2 separate regions of the Homo sapiens genome follow, and region 2 is linked to region 1. The links are chromatin loops, found by intact Hi-C in ENCODE. Cell type or tissue: ovary. All regions are shown on one strand. Links, peaks and the distances in the headings refer to the core of each region. The heading gives the core; the rest is flanking DNA.

What was found. A loop is a pair of places that touch in the nucleus more often than their neighbours do. Peaks named below come from ENCODE experiments on the same cell type or tissue, not always from the same donor. Only the 100,000 strongest peaks of a DNase experiment are listed, where the experiment ranks them.
Region 2: it touches region 1 in a loop (6-fold over the local background); 10 of 110 quality-filtered maps call a loop at or near these places.

The regions. Positions count from the first base shown.
Region 1 is chr15:95,929,840-95,932,748 of GRCh38, reverse strand. No RefSeq gene overlaps it. Among named protein-coding and RNA genes, the nearest start is that of NR2F2-AS1, 400 kb to the left of the region's middle. RefSeq lists a cis regulatory region at 1,602-1,715. In ovary, for the core only: no CTCF peak of the experiment used is centred there; a DNase peak (open chromatin) is centred at 1,646; H3K27ac peaks cover 2,263 bases.
Region 2 is chr15:96,320,696-96,323,604 of GRCh38, reverse strand. All of the region lies in intron 1 of NR2F2-AS1 (NR2F2 antisense RNA 1), which reads left to right. Among named protein-coding and RNA genes, the nearest start is that of NR2F2-AS1, 5.0 kb to the left of the region's middle. In ovary, for the core only: a CTCF peak has its summit at 1,567; DNase peaks (open chromatin) are centred at 814, 1,404, 1,674 and 2,084; H3K4me3 peaks cover 2,500 bases; H3K27ac peaks cover 2,500 bases.

The DNA.
Region 1 (2,909 bases), core at 157-2,656:
ATTTGTCTGGCCTGCCAAGCAGTGATGATTCTGCACTTACCACACTCTCTATTATGTCAGGGCTAGAAATGAAAAGTGCTAGTGAAATAAATTAATAGGTGATTAAATTATCTTATTTGGAACTAGAGCTATACAAAGGGATGATTTACTATGCACTATACCATTTATAAATTACAAATTTAACAATGGTTAATTAGAAGAGATCCTCACATATACAGGTACATATGGATATATGTAAATTCAAGGTGTTTTGGCATCTAGAGCCAGAAAAATGAGGAAACAAGGGTGTTAACAAGGCACAGGGAGGAATACCAGTGAGGGTGTTGATTCTGGCTTTGTCCAATCACAAAACTGGTTTGACAATTTTTGATGAAATCAACCGGTGGGTTTAGTCTAGCACCTGGTCAATTCAGTCAAAAATGTCAAAAACCCTGTGACCGAATTGACAGGTGTTAGACTGACTGACTGGTCAATTCCATCAAAGCAGTAGAACCATTTGTGTTTGTAGATACATTTCAGGCCCAATATAGAAAAAGAGAATTTGGGGAATTAGCACTGGGGTAATCTCTTGGAGGGACACTTTGGGAGAATGGGCAGTAAGTCACCATTCTGTAATATCATCCCATATCGATGGCAATTCTAAGTCACAGCAGCCCCCAGAACGAACCTATGACCATTATTGGAAATAATTCAAAGCTATTAATAATATAGTGTCCTGATGCCCCTTGTAGTTGACTACTGTGACTTGTTTGTACTTTATTTGAAAAGCACAGGTATTCAGGGGACCAGTTCTGACACTTCTGTTTTGCCGTACATGAATACCCATGAATGTGACATTAGGACTGTGGGTGAAATAAATCTACATTTTTATTATCATGGCATATTAGTCTCCCAGATTAGATACAAACATGTCCATTTTAAATATTTGCAACTCAGCACTTTCTCTTCTCACAATGATAGTTTCTTAGTGACAGAGAGAAGGTCATTACAATAAAAACATGAGGTATAATGGGTGCTAAAAATGCTAAATATATTCACCCCCAACTTCTGGTTAGGTGGTCCCCGTGCTTGGTATTTGGCCTATGGGGAAAATTACGGATTTTAAGAAACCATCATGATGGTCCCACAGCATTCTCCCCTGGACCCCCACGGCCGGGAGACATGTGCATCTGCATAAAGTCTACTACATTAAAGACCAAAAGGGCTGGCTTGCTTCTCCCACGGTCTTAAGTTAACACTTGTCTTTGTGTAGTCCAGTCTTTTCTGAACTTGAAATCCAATTGGCCAACAATTAAAGCCAATTAGCACGTGAGGAAAATAAACCAAAGACTCTCTCCCTGTGTTTTCCATGGCTTGATAGAAAGCTAGTTAGCTCAAGGCATTAGCATAGTTGTGTATCAGGCCAGGCATATAACGGAGACTAGTTGGCTTAAAGTATTAGAAGACTGGGGTAGCGGCTGGGGCAGCAGAACTGTGTTATTCTGAGCTAACAGCTGCCAAACATTCTTGACAGGAGATGAGGCAGATGTCCAAGGACAATCAAAGAGAGAAGAAAGTTTAAGCCAACGTTTGCCTATCTCATATTCTCTGCTTGATCCTCAGCCTCAAAGACAACGCACAGCTGCTGCACTTCAAGGTCTAGAGGCTGATCCCAACTCCCAGGCTGCCCCCACACCCCTGCTTATTCTCTGAGAGCTGGGCTCAGCTTTCCTATCAAGCCGCCCTTGCAGGTCATCTTGTTGGAGAGAGTGGGGCTTCTTGGTGACTTTTCGATATTCTGAACACTCACAATGTTTAGATCAAAATTCCACAGTGTGTGATAATCATAAGATTCGGGACTGAAAAAGCCTTTCTAGGACAACCCTAAATGGGCCAGCTTATCAGGAGACAAGATAAGTGGTGGCCAAAACAGCGTGTCCTTAGAGGTAAGAAATCATCAGTTCAAATACAAAGTGAAGAAAAGAGGAGCAATCCATGTGAAATCTAAATGCTGCGGATTTACTCTCAAAGCTGCGGACATTTTGTTTCAGCATTTCAATAATAGAAGGGATGTGGGGGATAAAAATTAAAGTACAAGTGTCCATTATGGATAAAGACACACAATATGCATCTGTACTGAAAGCGTTTGCCAAAACGTTGGCGTGTTATCTCTCCTGGGGGAGAGGCAGAGGGACTTTATTTCCCATCAGTGCTAAGAGGCATTTCATGTCCTATAGTACGGCAATATGCTTATTTACTAAAATCTTTTATTGTTATATGTTACACAGCATGTCAAAAATAGGCAACTCTTTCATGTTGTTAAACAACATCTGCAGGTAATGAAACAGTAGAATCTTCTCAAATAAAGAACCTGTGTAATTGTCAAAATCTTTACACATACCATTGTTCCACAGAGGGGGAACAACTCAAAATTTTATGTTAAATTTTTTTTCTATGTACCCTCATCTCTTGTATGAGATACACACTTACAATATTAAATTGTAATTATTTGATAAAAATATTAATCCAAATTTCACCCCGTACTCATGAGTCTGTAGGCAGATGTACCCTTTTAAATATATTAGTATCCTCAAAGCAAGGGCATAGTCTGGACTTAGTGTGTTTATTGAGCAAATGCATAAATGAATGAATGAAAAGCAGGTAGACTTAATCACATGCCAAACCTACTGAAAATACATGCAAACAATGCTCCTACAATTCAGTTGCCTATAGAAGCAGTAGAAAGCTATATTTTTAGAGGAGTACCTGAAAAGAACACAATATGAAATAGTTTCTTTTAAAAGCACTAATTTGTTAGGAGTTCTTTTATTTCAACAAAAAATATCTATTTAAAAATAACTATTGGAATTAGAGAAGGTTTTAAAAATTACATGTATTTCTACCCCGACAACTAATTACAGGGATAACTT
Region 2 (2,909 bases), core at 287-2,786, 390 kb before region 1:
AGGGGAATTGCAAAGGCCCGGGCCCCAGGTGAGAGGGGAACAAGCTCGCTAACAGGTGGGCGACATTGCCGGAGACTTTCAGGCCCGAAGCCCCGGCCCAAGAGTAGTGGAGTCCGAGGGTCGGGATTCCTCACATCTTACTCGGGCAACGTAGCAGACCGAGGTAGCGCTCCCGTAGGACGCAGCGGGACCCCGCAGTGCCCTACTCCAGGTCCACGGTGCGGCCCTGCAATAATGAAATCGTCTGCGCCCGGGGAAGGCCAGGAGGGCCAGGGGACACAGACGGTGTCACGGCCGCAGCCCTCTCACAGCCACTATCAGGGCAGGAGGCCTCCACCTAACAATTCCAAGCTAAGCGCTTTTTCTGATCTTAGGAAAGAGGAGGAGTTTTTCTGCGAGGAAAGTAACGCTTCCACCCGACGCCATCCGGCCCGATGGACGTCGAGGATCAGTCTCCAGAGTAGGAGAAAGGCCGACGGGTCGGAGAAAGGGTAGCAGGGAGAGCGGCTCGTCATCCAGCAGATGCAGCTCTGGGCTTCTCCACCCCCTCTCCTCCCTCAGAGGTGTGGGCGGGCGGAGAGCATCTCTCCTCGAAGGAGGCGACCCCCATAGCAGGGGCCGGGGCCTCCCCGCGTCGCGGCTCAGGGCTGTGATAGGTGGTCCCCGGGCCGAGGGGGCGCGAGCGCCGCGCGTTGCTGCTGGAAGGGCTCGCAGGGCGCACAGGGCAACCCTTAGTAGGGCGGGAGGGAGGAGTGCGGGCGAGAATTAGAGCCTGGGGAAGTGGCTGAATGTCAAAAGTAAAAGGTTGAAAAGCCAATTTTCCAGGCGCGCTTTCGCCCCCCTTAGCTGGTTGCAGGGGCCGTAAATCAGCGGCCGGCGGCGAGGGCGGGAGGAGCCCCCTCGGCGAGCTCGGCGCGGCCCCGCCCGGACCGTGCGCACCTCCCGGTGGGCCCCGAATCGATCCGAAGCCCAGCTAAGGATGTCAGCGCACTAAATATTTACTGATCACACACAAATAGCCGGGGCTCGAACGATTTTCCTCTGTGAGGAGAGCGCGGAGAGAAGGGTAAATCATTTTATTAGTGTGGATAAAGCCCAGAGCACACTCCGGGCTGGAGTGTTTTAAGATGTGTCTTCAACAGGATGAAAAGAGTTAGGGAAATCGATACCGAGTGATTAGAAGCCCCCGGGGTGACGAAGGGGGACTGGGCTTTCAGGGATTTGGCGAGGCCGAGAGGGGGGAGCAGGCCTCAAGGGGGGCGGCCCGACCACCGCCAGGGAGCTCCCGGCTCAGGCCTCCGTCCCTCCCTCCTCGACGGGAGACGCCAGGGCGCAGCGAGCTGCGGGGAGTCCACTGCGGCCAGGCTTCGTGGTGCCGGCGCCGGGTGAAGGCTGCGCGGGCCGCCGCGGGGCCGAGGGCTTGAGAGCCACTGGCTTCAAGCCGCGAGTGGCAGAGGCCAGGCAGCCGCGGGAGTGGATTGCAGGCGCGGTGTGGGAACGCCGGCAAGTCCCCCGCACGCAGTCTCTCCAGACAGCCTCGGGGATTGAAGGTGTGGCCTAAACAGGTTGCATTTCTCCTGCTGGCATTTCGGGTACTCCTCCCAGCCGCGACCCGATGCACCCTCGAACTTTCTCCCGGAGAAATCTCTACCCATCCTGTCTTTTAATATTTTTCAAGAGGTCTCAATGGCCCATCCCCGCCAGCTGCCTCTTCCTCCCACCCACTCGGTGTCAGGGGCGGCCGCCGGGTGGCGGAACCCGCTGGGGACTGCCGGGAGAGTGGGTTCCAGGTTCCCTGCTCGTGGGCAGGTGGGACGACATCTGAGGCCGAGGAGGAAGGCAGGGGGCTGGGTGACAGGCACCGAGGAAGCCCCAGGACGTCAGCGTCCTCTCCTAGGCGGGAACTCAGCTTTGGGGGTACCAGGCCACCCCCAGCGATGGAAACCCGCCCGGGGCCCTTGGCTGGGTACTGCGAACCCAAGTGGCCAAGGAGTAAAGGCTGGCAGGGCTTGACGAAGTTAGCAAGGCTTTGAGGGGAGTTTGCTGGGAGGGAGAGCAAAACCCCCAAACTCAAGCAGCGAAGCCCTGGCGCGAAAATGGCTTTTCACTTCTCCAAGCGCAAGTCTCTCTCGCTACTGTGAACAAACCTTGAGGTTCGAAACAGCTGCAAATAATCAAGTAGGCGCAAATTTCGGGAGGGGAAAGGAGGGGCAAAAGGTAAGAAAAGGGGAGAATCTTTTTCGTTTCTTCTTCCTTTTCCCGCTCCTGGCCTTTTCCTAAATATCTGCGCTCCCTAAAGCAACTGATAGCTACCTACGTTTGTTTATTTATTTAGAAAGGTTCACCCCCCCCCCACCACCACCCCCCAATTGCTCGATTTTCTTGGCAGCTTGAGGGATCCAATCCAGGCTGCCCTGCTTGGCTCTTCGGTGCAACAGGAAATGTAGCTGCAGATCCAATTAACCATTTTCCAGAAGAGAATTTCTTTTTTTTTTTTTTTTAAATGAATCCCAGTGGATTGAAGCGACCGTGTTCAGGTGTGAGGCTATCGGGTACCTCGCATTCCTTCCCCGGTAATCCTCCAATTCCTGCGTTGGAAGTTCGCAAGCCAAGCTGACCTGGAAGGTGTCAGGAGCCGGGTGTCCATTAACCCTTCTTGGTCTTGGCCAGAACGAAGGTTAACTACAGTGATCTACCAAAAAGAGACGTAGCAAAAAGGAAGCGAGGGAGGGAGGGAGCAAAGGAAGAAGGATGAAAGGAGGAAAGGGTATATTCACTCTAGTTGCCAGAATTTTAGAGCTCTGCCCTTCACTGGTCCTCTCCCACCTCCACCCTTCCTATGAAAGCAGGTTTCCATTCAGATAGACAACAGTCTCATCCATCACCCGCAGCACACTCCATGGAGATGG